Linked DNA regions of Homo sapiens: region 2 is linked to region 1. Evidence: read pairs that join two places in POLR2A ChIA-PET (ENCODE). Cell type or tissue: HepG2. All regions are shown on one strand. Links, peaks and the distances in the headings refer to the core of each region. The heading gives the core; the rest is flanking DNA.

The links. Peaks named below come from ENCODE experiments on the same cell type or tissue, not always from the same donor. Only the 100,000 strongest peaks of a DNase experiment are listed, where the experiment ranks them.
Region 2: POLR2A ChIA-PET joins it to region 1 with 5 read pairs; 1 of 35 experiments calls an interaction of 5 or more read pairs at or near these places.

Annotation. Positions count from the first base shown.
Region 1 is chr2:169,447,889-169,456,269 of GRCh38, reverse strand. No RefSeq gene overlaps it. Among named protein-coding and RNA genes, the nearest start is that of BBS5, 27 kb to the left of the region's middle. RefSeq lists a silencer at 4,563-4,718. In HepG2, for the core only: a CTCF peak has its summit at 3,988 (motif pointing left); a DNase peak (open chromatin) is centred at 3,989; H3K27me3 peaks cover 519 bases.
Region 2 is chr2:171,145,783-171,154,163 of GRCh38, reverse strand. All of the region lies in intron 1 of TLK1 (tousled like kinase 1), which reads left to right. It also overlaps the pseudogene LOC124906168. Among named protein-coding and RNA genes, the nearest start is that of TLK1, 11 kb to the left of the region's middle. In HepG2, for the core only: no CTCF peak of the experiment used is centred there; DNase peaks (open chromatin) are centred at 3,103 and 4,023; H3K4me3 peaks cover 679 bases.

The sequences.
Region 1 (8,381 bases), core at 280-8,279:
AATTATTGCCTTAATTTCTAAGCCTGTTATTGGTCTATTCAGAGATTCAACTTCTTCCTGGTTTAGTCTTGGGAGGGCGTATGTGTCAAGGAATTTATCCATTTCTTCTAGATTTTCTAGTTTATTTGCATAGAGGTGTTTATAGTATTCTCTGATGGTAGTTTGTATTTCTGTGGGATGGGTGGTGATATCCCCTTTGTCATTTTTTATTGCATCTATTTGATTCTTCTCTCTTTTCTTCTTAATTAGTCTTGCTAGTGGTCTATCAATTTTGTTGATCTTTTCAAAAAACCAGCTCCTGGATTCATTGATTTTTTGAAGAGTTTTTTGTGTCTCTATTTCCTTCAGTTCTGCTCTGATCTTAGTTATTTCTTGCCTTCTGCTAGCTTTTGAATGTGTTTGCTCTTGCTTCTCTGGTTCTTTTAATTGTGATGTTAGGATGTCAATTTTAGATCTTTCCTGCTTTCTCTTGTGGGCATTTAGTGCTATAAATTTCCCTCTACACACTGCTTTGAATGTGTCCCAGAGATTCTGGTATGTTGTGTCTTTGTTCTCGTTGGTTTCAAAGAACATCTTTATTTCTGCCTTCATTTCGTTATGTACCCAGTAGTCATTCAGGAGCAGGTTGTTCAGTTTCCATGTAGTTGAGCGGTTTTGAGTGAGTTTCTGAATCCTGAGTTCTAGTTTGATTGCCCTGTGGTCTGAGAGAGAGTTTGTTATAATTTCTGTTCTTTTACATTTGCTGAGGAGAGTTTTACTTCCAACTATGTGGTCAATTTTGGAATAGGTGTGGTGTGGTGCTGAAAAGAATGTATATTCTGTTGATTTGGGGTGGAGAGTTCTGTAGATGTCTATTAGGTCTGCTTGGTGCAGAGCTCAGTTCAATTCCTGGATATCCTTGTTAACTTTCTGTCTCATTGATCTGTCTAATGTTGACAATGGGGTGTTAAAGTCTCCTATTATTATTGTGTGGGAGTCTAAGTGTCTTTGTAGGTCACTAATGTGCTTTATGAATCTGGGTGCTCCTGTATTGGGTGCATATATATTTAGGATAGTTAGCTCTTCTTGTTGAATTGATCCCTTTACCATTATGTAATGGCCTTCTTTGTCTCTTTTGATCTTTGTTGGTTTAAAATCTGTTTTATCCGAGACTAGGATTGCAACCCCTGCCTTTTTTTGTTTTCCATTTGCTTGGTAGATCTTCCTCCATCCCTTTATTTTGAGCCTATGTGTGTCTCTGCACGTGAGATGGGTTTCCTGAATACAGCACACTGATGGGTCTTGACTCTTTATCCAATTTGCCAGTCTGTGTCTTTTAATTGGAGCATTTAGCCCATTTACATTTAAGGCTAATATTGTTATGTGTGAATTTGATCCTGTCATTATGATGTTAGCTGGTTATTTTGCTCGTTAGTTGATGCAGTTTCTTCCTAGCCTCGATGGTCTTTACAATTTGGCATGTTTTTGCAGTGCCTGGTACCGGTTGTTCCTTTCCATGTTTGTGCTTCCTTCAGGAGCTCTTTTAGGGCAGACCTGGTGGTGACAAAATCTCTCAGCATTTGCTTGTCTGTAAAGTATTTTATTTGTCCTTCACTTATGAAGCTGAGTTTGGCTGGATATGAAATTCTGGGTTGTAAATTCTTTTCTTTAAGAATGTTGAATATTGGCCCCCACTCTCTTCTGGCTTGTAGAGTTTCTACTGAGAGATCAGCTGTTAGTCTGATGGGCTTCCATTTGTGGGTAACCTGACCTTTCTCTCTGGCTGCCCTTAACATTTTTTCCTTCATTTCAACTTTGTTGAATCTGACAATTATGTGTCTTGGAGTTGCTCTTCTCGAGGAGTATCTTTGTGGTGTTCTCTGTATTTCCTGAATGTGAATGTTGGCCTGCCTTGCTAGATTGGGGAAGTTCTCCTGGATAATATCCTGCAGAGTGTTTTCCAACTTGGTTCCATTCTCCCTGTCACTTTCAGGTACACCAATCAGACGTAGATTTGGTCTTTTCACATAGTCCCATATTTCTTGGAGGCTTTGTTTTTTTCTTTTTATTCTTTTTTCTCTAAACTTCTCTTCTTGCTTCATTTCATTCATTTCATCTTCCATTGCTGATACCCTTTCTTCCAGTTGATCACATTGGCTACTGAGGCTTGTGCATTTGTTACGTAGTTCTCGTGCCGTGGTTTTCAGCTCCATCAGTTCCTTTAATGACTTCTCTGCATTGGTGATTCTAGTTAGCCATTTGTCTAATTTTTTTTCAAGGTTTTTAACTTCTTTGCCATTGGTTTGAATTTCCTCCTTTAGCTCGGAGTAGTTTGATCTTCTGAAGCCTTCCTCTCTCAACTTGTCAAAGTCATTCTCCATCCAGCTTTGTTTCATTGCTGGTAAGGAGCTGCGTTCCTTTGGAGGAGGAGAGGCACTCTGATTTTTAGAGTTTCTGGTTTTTCTGTTCTGTTTTGTCCGCATCTTTGTGGTTTTATCTACCTTTGGCCTTTGATGATGGAGACGTACAAATGGGTTTTGGTGTGAATGTCCTTTCTGTTTGTTAGTTTTCCTTCTAACAGTCAGGACCCTGAGCTGCAGGTCTGTTGGAGTTTTCTGGAGGTCCACTCCAGACCCTGTTTACCTGGGTATCAGCAGCAGTGGCTGCAGAACAGCGGATATTGGTGAACCACAAATGCTGCTGCCTGATCGTTCCTCTGGAAGTTTTGTCTCAGAGGAGTATTTGGCCATGTGAGATGTCAGTCCGCCCCTACTGGGCGGTGCCTCCCAGTTAGGCTACTTGGGGTCAGGGACCCACTTGAGGAGGCTGTCTGCCCATTCTCAGATCTCAAGCTGCGTGCTGGGAGAACCACTACTCTCTTCAAAGCTGTCAGACAGGGACATTTAAGTCTGCAGAGGTTACTGCTGCCTTTGGTTTGTCTGTGCCCTGCCCCCAGAGGTGGAGCCTACATCGGCAGACAGGCCTCCTTGAGCTGTGGTGGGCTCCACCCAGTTCGAGCTTCCCAGCTGCTTTGTTTACCTACTCAAGCCTCAGCTATGGCAGGCGCCCCTCCCCCAGCCTCGCTGCTGCCTTGCAGTTTGATCTCAGACTGTTGTGCTAGCAATGAGCGAGGCTCCGTGGGCTTAGGACCCTCTGAGCCATGTGCAGGATATAATCTCCTGGTGTGCTGTTTGTTAAGCCTGTTGGAAAAGCGCAGTATTAGGGTGGGACTGACCCGATTTTGCAGGTGCCATCTGTCACCCCTTTCTTTGACTAGGAAAGGGAATTCCCTGACCCCTTGTGCTTACCAGGTGAGGTGATGCCTCGCCCTGCTTCGGCTCATGCTTGGTGCGCTGCACCCACTATCCTGCACCCACTGTCCGGTACTCCCCAGTGAGATGAACCCGGTACCTCAGTTGGAAATGCAGAAATCACCCATCTTCTGCATCGCTCATGCTTGGAGCTGTAGACTGGAGCTGTTCCTGTTCGGCCATCTTGGCTCCACCCCCATTTTACATTTATTATTATTATTTTGAGACAAGGTCTTGCCCTGTCATCGAGGCTGGAGTGCAGTGGAGGCCATCATGACTCACTGAAGCCTTGATTTTTGTGGGTTTAAGCAATCCTCCCATCTCAGCCTCCTGAGTAGCTGGGACTACAGGTGCATGACACCACACCTGGCTAATTTTTAATTTTTTTGTAGAGAGGATCTGAATATGTTGCTAGGGTGGTCTCCAACTCCTGGGTTCAAGTGATCCTCCCGCCTGGTCCTCTCAAAGAGCTGGGATTATAGGCATGAGCTACTGTGCCTGGCCTTTTTTTTTTTTTTTTTTTTTCCCTAAAACAAAGCTCTTGGGATGCAAAGGTAATGTTCTCATTCACTCCCTTCCTCATCACCCAGGCATTACTTAGTCCTTTTATATTAAGGAGGTTGGGAACTGTGGGTGGGGGTAGGGGTGGGAGGTGGAAGTTGTGGGAGTGGTAGGCTGTTCAAGTTTTTCCTTAGAACAACAGTGACATCCTGTGGCCAATTTATAGAATAGAGGCTATTAAGCAGAGTGGGTATGGATTCTCTACTTGAAGACAAAAATTACTATGAACCAAATTAATCAGACTTTGCATTAAATTCAGAGAATTTAGGGAATGCTCATTATTTACAGGAATTATGATGTTGCTTTTATAGGTATTATTTTCTTACATTATTTTATATTTTCCCTAGATAACCTGGGGAATTAATTCTGCATATATTTTGTGTCGAAGAGCAGCCATCACATTCAGAACCCCTAAAATTGTATGGAAAATGTTGTGTGTATGTGTATGTCTAGGGAAACGAGCTCTTGTTTTTATAACATGCTCCTCTGGTTCCCCGGACTCTCACAATCCTTAGCATTGCTACCTTAGAGCATGTTTCTAACAATGCCGTTATGATAGACTTTGGATTAGCTTCATCAATGTCTTTTTCTCTGGAAGCTGCCATTTCTTCTAGCAAACCATGCTCATCCTATGTTAAAAACAACTTTGTGGCTGGGCATGGTGGCTCACGCCTGTAATCCCAGCACTTAAGTCTCGCTCTGTCACCCAGGCTAGAGTGCAGTGGCGCAATCTCGGCTCACTGCAACCTCTGACTCCCAGGTTCAAGCGATTCTCCAGTCTCAGCCTCCCGAGTAGCTGGGACTACAGGCACCGTCACCATGCTGGGCTAATTTTTTGTATTTTGGCTAATTTTTTTGTATTTTTAGTAGAGATGGGATTTCGCCATGTTGGCCAGGCTGGTCTTGAACACCTGACCTCAGGTGATCCACCTGCCTCGGCCTCCCAAAGTGCTGAGATGATAGGCTTGAGCCACCACACTCAGCCAAAAACAACTTTAAAAGAGAAAAGAAAAAACGAAAGAAAAGCAAAGAAAACAAAAGCAAGAATAATAGGATCAGATAGCATTGCAACATCATATAGTGGAAAAAGCAATGGAATATAAATCAGTCCCAAATCTATTACTTGCTGCAGGTCTGAGCTAAGTCAAGTTAGTTAATCTTTGAGTCTTGGTTTTTTCATCTGCAAAATGGAGATAAGTAATATCAGAGAATTATTTCTCTGATATAAACACAATTATATCAGAGAATAATATCAGAGAATCAATTGGTAGGGATGAGTTTTTCGATGCAACACCAAAAGTACAATCCATGAAAGAAAAAAGTGGTTTGTGGGATTTTATTAAAATTTAAAACTTCTGCTCTGCAAAAGATACTGTTTAGAGTATGGAAAGACAAGACACAGACTAAGAAAAAATATTTGCAAAACACATATGATAAAGAACTTGTATTCAAAGTATACAAAGAATCCACTGGGAAAATTTATGCTTATGTTTGAAAATAATAATGGCCTATACGAACATAAGAATTTTAACTATAGCCGGGCACAGTGGCTCATGCCCATAATCCCAACACTTTGGGAGGCTGAGGCGGGCAGATCACAAGGTCAGGAGTTCGAGACCAGCCTGGCCAACATACTGAAACCCCGTCTCTACCAAAAATACGAAAATTGGCAGGCATGGTGGCACATGCCTGTAATCCCAGCTACTCAGGAGGCTGAGGCAGGAGAATTGTTTGAACCCGGAGGTGGAGGTTGAAGTGAGCTGAGATCGCGCCACTGCACTCCAGCCTAGGCGATAGATCAAGACTCTGTCTCAAAAAAAAGAACCAAACAAACAAAAAAAGAATTTTAACTATAGCACTTATATGTTTTTTAAAACAATACATGATCACATACAAAACATAAAAGTGAAATGAGAAAAGTCTAAAGAAAAAATTCAATTAATCCTATCACTCAGCAGAAGTAACTGTTGACATTTTAATGTATTCTTTCCTTTTTGCTAGATATACACATATGTATTATTAGTTAACTGATGTTTAAAGTTGCCTTATTTCTCTACCTCAGAGGACCTGGATTTCTCCTGAGAGAATGAGGACGGCCTTTCTAACACTGAGGAACAGAATATTAAATCCTGTTCTATAGCATGGCATCTGCCAACCCCTGGATTCTCACCTGGGTCAGAGTTGGGAAGAGAAGGCAGATATATCCCTTTGGAGCATCCTTTCTGGCTTCTCCAGCCTCTGAACAGATCTTGTTTGTATCTGGGTGTGTGTAGATTTGAATGAGCTGGTGTGAGATGTGCACACACACAGGAAAAGAAAGAAAGAAGGCTGAGGTCTACATATTGCATTGCTGGCTGCCCACTACCTAGATGGTGTCAGGAGGCCTCTGCCCAAGGCTTTTACTTTTTTCTTTTTTTTCTTTTTTTTTTTGAGACAGAGTTTCGCTCTTGTTGCCCAGGCTGGAGTGCAGTAGCATGACCTCGGCTCACTGCAACCTCCGCCTCCCGGGTTCAAGAAATTCTCCAGCCTCAGCCTCCATTGTAGCTGGGATTACAGGCACCTGCCACCATGCCCAGCTGAATATTTGTATTTTCTTTTTTTTAGTAGAGACGGGGTTTCACTATGTTGGCCAGGCTGGTCTTGAACTCCTGACCTCAGGTGATCCACCCGCCTCGGCCTCACAAAGTGATGGGATTACAGGTGTGAGCCACCGTGCCCAGCCCGGCTTTTTCTTATCTTTGGAACATTTTTATTGAAGCATAACGTAAATACAGAAAAGTGTAAAAACCATAAAAACCAGAATTTTCAAATTGAATGCAGCTAGATCAAGATACATGACCAACACTCCAGAAACCTCCTATGCTAGCTTGCAGTGATTACCTGCTGCAATAAGTAATCTGACTTCTAATATCATAGACTACTTTTGTCTGCCAAACAGACTTAAATTCAATAATGGACTTGATAAAGGGAACTATAATAACTTCATTAACACCCTGAAAAGAGTAAAGTTGCATCTGATGATATAAATAATTTGTAATCGAATTTCAACAAGAGGATGGGGTCAACCAGGTAGGCCCATGGGCTCTGATGCGGAAAGGCATCATGATGGTCATGGACGTGGGCAGTTCAACTCATCTCTCTTAGAAGCATTGGGGTGACACAGAACCTCTGATTGAAATCATGTCTATCCTGTGCCTGATCAACTGCTTTAAATATTGCCCTTCCAAATTCAGATATCCAAATCCTTATCAGTTTCCCTGACTCATGTCCTGCCAGAGAAAACTAATCTCCACAGCCATCCCCTTGTTCCAATTTTTGTTAGCTTGAAGCTAACCCTCTTGCCTGCCCTGATCCAGTCCACTGTAACCTTAACTAGTCCCTCTCATCCTAATTTGTAGTTAGACTTTTGAAAGATCCGGGCCTAGATAATTCACTGAGAAAACTAGAGAGGAAAATATAAAGAGTGATATTTAAAGAACTGAAAAGAGTAGGAAAGAATATGGGAATTATTTTGCATATGGTAACTTTCAGGACATGGGGCTTCCCAGTTTCCTCGTCTAGACTAGAGCAGGGGCCAGAACAGGGAAGTCGAAATAGGTCTTAAGGCTCGTAGTAGTTCATTTTGGATCTGATACAATAACTTATCAAACAGAGCAGAGTCAAAAATTTTCTATATATCCTGGTTAAAAGTTATCTATCCATTCTCTACAGAAATTTTAGTTTTTTTCCCATGTTCTTCAGCATATCTTCTCCCCCATTGCTGGCTGGAAATCATTAAAGCAGCCATGAAGGCTGTCTTAAGACAGTCAGTGTTAGCAGGAGTCCATGGGGATTTTGTGAGCCCTGTATACACTGTAATGAGGTGTAGGGAGTTGGAGATACACATAGGGTAAGGGTGATTTAGAGCATCATTTATAACAGAATACAGGAGATGGAGTTGCAGGAGACCTTAGAGGTTAAATAGATCATTCTCCTACTCAGTGAAGTAATCCCTTTGACAATAACCTTGATAGATGGTTATTTAACGTCTGCTTGAACATTTTCAGTGATTTCCAGCCAATGACGAGAGGCTCACTGCTTATCTAGGCAGGTCGTTTTATTTATTCTCAACTTGATAGAAAGCTTTCCTGTATAGTGGTTTGAGATCTGCCTTCTTGTAACTACTCCCTGGGGGACACAGTTTTTTCCCTCAAGAGTAACACAGAATAGGCCTCAGTAAACTACTTGGACATTTTTCTAATATAGTAGGAGAGTTACCATGTCATTCCTTCTCTTCTCCAGGCTAAATAGTCCTAATCCTTTCTATCATCCTCTAATCATCTTGGTCACCTTCCTTTAGATGCTGTTGATTTTTATCAATGTCCCAAATAAAACACAATATTATAGATGCAGTCTGGCTACTTTAGAGTCCAGTGGGTCTGTAGCTTTGTTTGTTCTGGATTGAATACTTCCATTAATGCATCTCAAGCTGTTTCTTTTGATGGTTAAGTCATACTTTTGGCACGGCTGAGCTGTATTCAACAAAAACTG
Region 2 (8,381 bases), core at 292-8,291, 1.7 Mb before region 1:
TGTAATCCCAGCTTTGGGAGACCAAGGCAAGAGGATTGCTTGAGTCCAGGAGTTTGAGACTAGCCTGATCCTGTCTCAAAAAAAAAAAAAAGTTAGCTGGGTATGGTGGCATATGTCGGTAGTCCTAGCTACTGGGGAGGCTGAGGTGGGAGGATCCCACCTTGATCCCAGCAGTTCAAGACTGCAGTTGATGCAGTGAGCTATGATCATGCCACTGCACTCCAGCCTGGGCAACACAGTGACACCCTGTCTCAAAAAAGAAAAAAGAAAACATCTTCATTAATACCAAAGGGTATTTAAGTTTATGAGCATGGTAAGTAGTGTGATAGGTAGTCTTGTTTTTTGTAAAACACTTATTAATATATTAATAATATAAATTGCGTAAATAACAGTGTGATACCCGGAAGTGAAGTAAGTAGGTGATTGTTCCTCAGAAAATATTGCTGGAGTTTATTTTATCTGGGACCCCTGTGTCTGCCCCTAGTTAAGTGCCTGTGTTGTTTAGTGTCTCACAGGATTGTCTGTTTCCATAGCATCTGCATCATGCTACTTTTATTATAGTTTTATTTATATTGTCTACTAGACAGAAAGGTCTTGAATTCAGAGACTATATTTTGTTCATTTTCGTATTTTCAGTGCACAGGAGGACATCCTCTACAGAGTTGGCACTCAACTAAAAGTTTTGTCAAAGGACTGTTTCACATACATCATCTCTCTATATATCATGGTATGCACATATTTCAGACCCAGGAAGATGCTTATTTTAGTAATTCTTAAGTGAACTATATTTTAGAGGGTGATATGGATAACAGTAACAGTAATAGCTAAAGTTTATTGTGTTCGCACATGTTAATTCTTATATCTCATAACTCTGAGTTACATACAGTTGTTATTCCCATCTTCAGATGAGAAAACTGAAGCACAGAGAAGTAAAGTGACTTACCAGTGTGACCTAGAGTAGTACATGATGGGGATTTGAACCAAGTTGGTGTATTTTAATCACTAGGATATATTGCCTAAAATATGAAAATTTGGTTTTTAGTATTTTAGTAGTTTTTCCTAAGCAGATTTTAACTTACTAATCAGACTTCCAGGCTTATTCATTTTACTTCTAAACTTTTGTTAACTTTTTTTTGCATGAGTTTTTATACACGTGTGAAGATAAGATTTAAAAAAATACAAAAACCCCAACCAAACAACCCAATTTAGAAAGCTGTACCAGCTGTGCAAATCCTACACTTCATTTTTTTAAGATAAGTTTTGTCCATTCATGGAAAATGTTAGAGATACATCAATGAAAAATTTTATTTCCATGTTAGATAATCTAATTTGTAATTCCATTTATCTTGATATTTTGGCCTCATAAACCCACTGGAGCCATAACAAGTAAATACTAGAATTTGAACAAAAAACTTCCCACTGTCAGTATCGGAGCAGTCTATTTATTGTGGAGGCTTTATAACCTGATGGACAAGGCTTTAAACTAAATTATAATGCTTTAGTGGCAGATCTTTGACTCTGTTAATAGTATTCAGTATGGGCAAGGGGAAGAGGATGTGCAGTCTAGCTAATCTGTAAAAAAGTATTTTAAAAAAATACTTAGTTTTAATTCTTTTATTGCTAACAACAACAACAACAACAACAATAACAAAACCTTTGGTAGCATGTATTATATAGCAAACCTAATTGAGAGGCAGGATTTGAATGGATTGATAGGAATTTATCAGTCATGGAGTGGAAAGATATGCAGAGCAGAGCAGATCCAGGTGGTAGGTTGTCAAACTTGAATTAAATTTTTCCAATGTGGCTTCATCATTAGGTCTGAAATTTAATGAATTTCAAGAAGGCAATTTAACCTGTATTTAAATAAAAGTGATTATATTCTACATAGATTCATTAGCCAAATATAAGTATTTTGGGGGGATGACTTAAAATATTTTTTCCTCTTCATCTATGTGGATTGTTAAGAATTGGTTATACTCATAAATTTGTGCTTTTCCTTGAAAACTAATTAGCTGGAGTAAATAAACTACTAGGTTTAAATTCTTGCTGTTAATATGATAAGTTGTGTGACTTCATGATTCCCCACTGGACACTTAGGTAAGTGCTTCCTATCTGAGGATGAATGTAGTTCCTCTGGTGAAGGTCAGAGGGGTTTGTGTGAGGCTAATCATACTCATCCTGTCTCCTAAGACCAGAGACATGTTTTACTTTTTTCCTTTTTTGATACTGTATATTTGCCTCATAAAAAATATAAAATTTCCCTTTTCCTTGCCGATTTCTTTTAAACATCTGTGTAAATATGTAGTTTAGTTCAACTTTGTATACTACTCTGTTACTTATTTCATTTACTTAAAGATACTTATTTCATTTACTTAAAGATACACATGGCTGGGCGCGGTGGCTCACGCCTGTAATCCCAGCACTTTGGGAGGCTGAGGCGGGCGGATCACGAGGTCAGGAGATCGAGACCATCCTGGCTAACACGGTGAAACCCTGTCTCTACTAAAAATACAAAAAAATTAGCTGGGCGTGGTGGTGGGCGCCTGTAGTCCCAGCTACTCGGGAGGCTGAGGCGGGAGAATGGTGTGAACCTGGGAGGCAGAGCTTGCAGTGAGCTGAGATGGCGCCACTGCACTCCAGCCTGGGCGACAGAGCAAGACTCCGTCTCAAAAAAAAAAAAAAAAAAAAAAGATACACATATTTATTAATGCTGGACACTATTCCCGGCATTTGTAAATAGTAATTCATTTGCTTCTCCTAACAATCACATGAAGTCCTGTTATTATCCCGACTTTATAGATGAGGAAATTGAGGCATAGAGAAGTTAAGTAATGTATCCAAGGGCCAGGCACAGTGGCTCATGCCTGTAATCCCGGCATTTAGGGAGGCTGAGGTGGGCAGATGGCTTGAGCGCAGGAGTTCGAGACCAGCCTGGACAACATGGTGAAACCCTGTCTCTACAAAAATATACAAAAATTAGCCGGGCATTGTGGTGCACGCCTGTAGTTGCAGCTAGTTGGGAGGCTGAGGTGGATCGCCTGAGCCCAGGAGGTTGAGGCTGCAGTGAGCCGTGATTACGCCACTACACTCCAGCCAGGGCAACAGAGTGAGGCCTTGTCTAAAAAAAAAAAAGGAATGTACCCAGGCACACATAGAGAATATTTAGCAGAGCCAGGATTCAGACTGGGCTGAGTACATGCTCTTAACAGTTACACTATTCTGTCAATGTTATTTCCTTGAATGGATGCACTATAATTGGTTAACTACTCTTCTTTAGGTAGGATGTTAGTCATGAATCCTTTGGTTACACGTAATAACAACACGACTTTGTTAAGTTAAAAAATGAGTGTATTGGTTCACATACTGGGTATTGTATGTGGAGGGTGATGGAATGGCTTTGGAAACAGCTAGATCCAAGGTTGCAAGTAATGTCATTGGGTTTCTTTGTCTCCTTTCTGGGTTTTTCTAGCCTCTTGCTTCTGGAGCCCCAGACATATACCTTTAGCTTAGCAACCACACTTGAAAGACAGCTTCTCTTTCCTGATGTCCACATGTCAGTTGTGTTGTTGGTAATCAATTCTGATTGTCAGTTCCTTAACCAATCATTGGAACCTGGGAGATGAGCTACAGCAAGGGTAGCCACTGTGGTGGCTGTGGTTAGGGTGAGTTGGGGAACCCACAGAAAGCCAGGATTGACAGTCCCCTTGAGATGACATGAATTGGATGAGGTGTAGTTTTCCTGAGGAAGGGATGATAATGAGCAAAAAACAACTATAGCGAATCATTTAGGTTATGTCTTTTTAATTTTAACTTTATAACTGTCATAGATAATGATACAGTAACTGAGTAAAAGCCTCCTTTTTTTTAAATACTAGATTTTCAGTCATGGAATTACGAGAGCAGAGTATAAAACAATTTTAGGGCTTTCGGTAAATGTTGCCAGATTATTTTTTTGAAGGATACGTGTACTTAGCTCATATACCAACAGCAGGCATGAGGTGAGCATGTACTTTTGAACCAGGTAGGGTTCAACTCATCTTAGAAATACTGTACTGGGCTTAAATATTAACACATGCCTTGCACTTAATCACAGGGTTGCAGACTTGACACTGAGCAAATATCTAATGCAGTTTATCAAATGTTTCATTATATTTTATCTGGCTATTTTTTATTTTCATTTAAAAATTTTTATTATACAGTCTTTCGTTCGTTCGTTTGTTCTTTCTTTCTTTCTTTTTCTTTTTCCTTTTTCTTGAGACAAGGTCTCACTTTGTCACCCAGGCTGGAGCACAGTGACATGATCACGGCTCACTGCAGCCTCCAACTCCTGGGCTCAAGCATACTTCTTCATCTCAGCCTCCCAAGTAGCTGGGACTACAGGTGCACGCCACCATATCCTGCTGATTTTTTAACTTTTTGTGGAGACATGGTCTCCCTATGTTGCCCAGGCTGGTCTTGAACCCCTGGGCTCAACCAGTCCTCCTGCCTCTGCCTCCCAAAGTGTTGGGATTACAGGCTTGAGCCATTGTGCCCAGTCTATTGTATAGTTTTAAAAAACAAAACCAAAAGGCTAATAAATGGCACCCCTTTGCAAGCTCTTCCCCCTCCTTTCTTTTTCTTCCCAGTGTCTCCTACTTCTCTGACCTAGTTGACAGCATTATACTTTTGGATGTTGGTAGCATGTATAAAGTACATTATTACATAACAAGTTAATATAACATAATAGTTTCAAGGGTTTTGCCACTTAATTATACTAAGTTACTTAACCTCTCAATGCCTTATCTGTAGATTTTGTTTTTGATAGGGTGGGATAGTAATAGTAACTACAAGGTTTCACAAGGTTGTGAAATTGAATGAGAAATACATGGCACTTTAACAAGTCACTATGGATTATTTAATTTCTTTTCTTCTTCTTCTGCTGCTGCTTCTCCCTGCCCGCCCCTACCCTTTTTTTTAGAGACAGGGTCTTGCTCTGTTGTCCAGGCTAGAGAGAAATACAATTTATTTACTCCCAGTAAGGAAAATCTTAGAAATGTTAAAAAAAAAAAAAAAAAAAAAAAAGAAAAGTAATTCAAAGGATGAAAAATGACTATTTGCATAATATTTACCACAGTATTATATAGTGACAAGAAATGAGACCAACAACTAGATTAAGTTTTGGTATACATATCAACAAAATCAACTAAAGCAACGTGATATATATATATATCGCACATACACACACACGCACACGCACACACACACACACATATATATATATATATATATATTTTTTTTTTTTAAGACAGAGTCTCACCCTCTTACCCAGGCTGGAGTGTAGTGGCACGATCTCGGCTCACTGCATCCTCTGCCTCCAGGGTTCAAATGATTCTCACATCTCAGCCTCCTGAGTAGCTGGGACTACTATGCATCACCACGCCCAGCTAATTTTTGTATTTTTGGTAGAGAGGGGGTGTCACCATGTTGGCCAGGCTGGTCTCGAACGCCTGACCTCAGGTGATCTGCCCTTCTGGGCCTCCTAAAGTGCTGGGATTCCAGGTGTGAGCCACTGTGCCCAGCCTTGTATACATTCACTTAAAAAATAAGTAGGAAAACTGTGCAATATGGAAACATGTACAAATGACGGAACATTGCCTAAAAGTTACTTTGCAATGACTCCATAATATTAGCTTGTTTTTTGTCTCGCCTTTCTCTCAAAAGAAAAAATACACCACCAAGAGCAACAATGACAAACAGCATGCCCAAAGTCACGCAGATGAGAAGTGATTGAAAAAAGGATGTCAACCCAAGTCCACACTTCTAATCCCTATACCACACTGCCTATGTTCCCACTAATAGTAATACACACATTATTAGGCACCTAGTGCACATAAAGCACTCTTTCTCCTTGGTACTAATAAGAACACACAAAAAAACACAATATAGGCCCCTTTCAAAATTTGCAATATAGTGCTTTACAGTATGCAGCTGCTGCTGGGTGTGGTGGCTCATGCCTGTAATAGCAGCACTTGGGGAGGCCGAGGTGGGCGGATCATGAGGTCAGGAGATCAAGACCATCCAGGCTAACACGGTGAAACCCCATCTCAAGTAAAAATACAAAAAATTAGCCGGGCGTGGTGGCACACGCCTGAAATCCCAGCTACTCGGGAGGCTGAGGCAGGAGAATCGCTTGAACCTGGGAGGCGGATGTTGCAGTGAGCCGAGATTGCACCATTGCACTCCAGCCTGGGAGACAGAGTGAGACTCTGTCTCAAAAAAAAAAAAGGAATGACTGCATACCAATACAAAGTATAAACACTGCTAATCCAAATCTAGTGCTTGATGCTTAAATGGTATAACTGCGTCTCATACATGTGATCAATTCTAAAGCCACAGAAAATTACAGGCACTAAGATGATGAAAGCAGCAATTTAGGATATCATTTGAAATCTACATCTGTGAGCTACAGTTCTTCAACAGGCTGGAGAAACAGACCATCTAAGTCAAGCATGCTGTGGCTATAAGGAACATTTATTCAGATAGTATTTGGTCCCTATTCTTTGCCACATAAACAGAGAGGAAAACATTTAAATTCTAAAGTATCATTATATCCACACATAATAGTGATAGTTAAAACATAAGCCAGGTGCAGTGGAGCATGCCTGTAGTCCCAGCTACTTGGGAGGCTGAGGCAGGAGGATCATTTGAGCCCAGAAGTTGAAAGGCTGTACTGTGCTATGATCACAACTGTGAATTACTTTTTGTTTTTTACATTTCAAAGATTTGGCTTACTGGGCAAAGGGGGCGAGTATTTTTATGTCGTTTAATCTCTGTTGTCACTGTTGTTTTCTTAGTGGAATAACTGGGATTTTAGTCTATTGTTCTCTGAGATGAATCAGTTGTCAGAGCTATAGAGTTTTATAGAAAACTTATTGGCATAGTTTGTTCATTCAGCAAGTATTTTTGGACCTGAAGCCTAGTAATGAGGAAACAAAGATAAATATGATGAAGTTAGTCCTTGCTTTCTAGGAGCTTGGTCACAGTCTAGTGAGGAAGGATAATTTCTAACATTTAATTTATACTTTTGAAGAACACCTTGTGGGTTAGATAAAACAACCCGAATTGCCAGTTTTCAGCTTCTGAGATAAGCTATATCAAGGTGTTATATTCATTGGTCATTTGGTTGCTAGAAATTAACTTAAGCAAAACAGATTTATTAGTAGTAGAAGGTTATAGAGCTGGGTATCCCTTAGACCCCAGTTAGGCCTTAAGGAGGCCTACTGAGGTAGAAACCGGAAATTCAGGAATCACAGTAGCATTGTTCTCTTGTGGATCATTGAGCAACTGTTTCCAGTGCTGTGAAATAAAGTTTTCTAAAAAGGAGAAGTGGGAAGGAAGGAAATTGTATTTCTGCCACAGAGGTTGTGAACAAAGTACTCCCTACAGAAGGGAGTTACACAGTTTTCCTCCAGTTTAACTGCTGTTAAAATGGTATCTTGTTTCAGTTGATATGTCTTGATTGGTAGTGAGATTGAACTTAATATTTTTATCAAGAGCCCAAAGCCAATTTTTCTTGACGTCTGTATCTTAGACATGAGAATATATGGTAGTGATGTTAATTCTTGTTACATTTGATGAAACTATTTCCACCGTCATATTTTTTCTTTTATATATTTGAATATTTTCCATTGTATAAAGTTTTATGCTTTTATTGAATTCAATACCAGTTGTTCTTTATATTTTATTTATTTTCTTATCAGATGGGTCATATGCTGATGTCATAACAAGGTTTGAGAGAGGCACCTCTTGTGTGTGAGCACCCAGTCATCACACTTAAGAACTACAAAAGAATCACATTCTTACAGAGTCTCACTCTGTTGTCCCGGCTGGAGTATAGTGGCGCAATCATAGCTCACTGCAGCCTGGAACTCCTGGGCTCAAGTGATCTTCCCACCTCTGCCTCCTAAATAGCTAGGACTTCAGGCACACTTCAGTATGACTGGCTCTTTATGATACTTTAATGAGTATAAGTCTTTAAAAGTTACTGCTTTCTGAAGTTCAAGTACTCTAATTTTAGTGTGATTCAACTGATTTTATTTCTAAATTTTATATATTTTATCTTTCATATTGAAGCATAACACATACTGAAAAGGCACACAAAGTAGTGCTCAGTAAGTTATTATAAACTCTGACCTGTGTAACGACCACTGAGACAAGAAATAGAATATTGCCAGCACTTCAAACACTCTCCTTCCCCATCAGTCACTACCTTCTCCATGCTCCCCAAAGTAACCATTATTCTGATTTAGTTATGCCTGTTTTTGAGTTTGATATAAATGGATCCACGCATTATATATTTTGTATCTAGATATTTTTGCCCCACATATTATTTGTAAGAT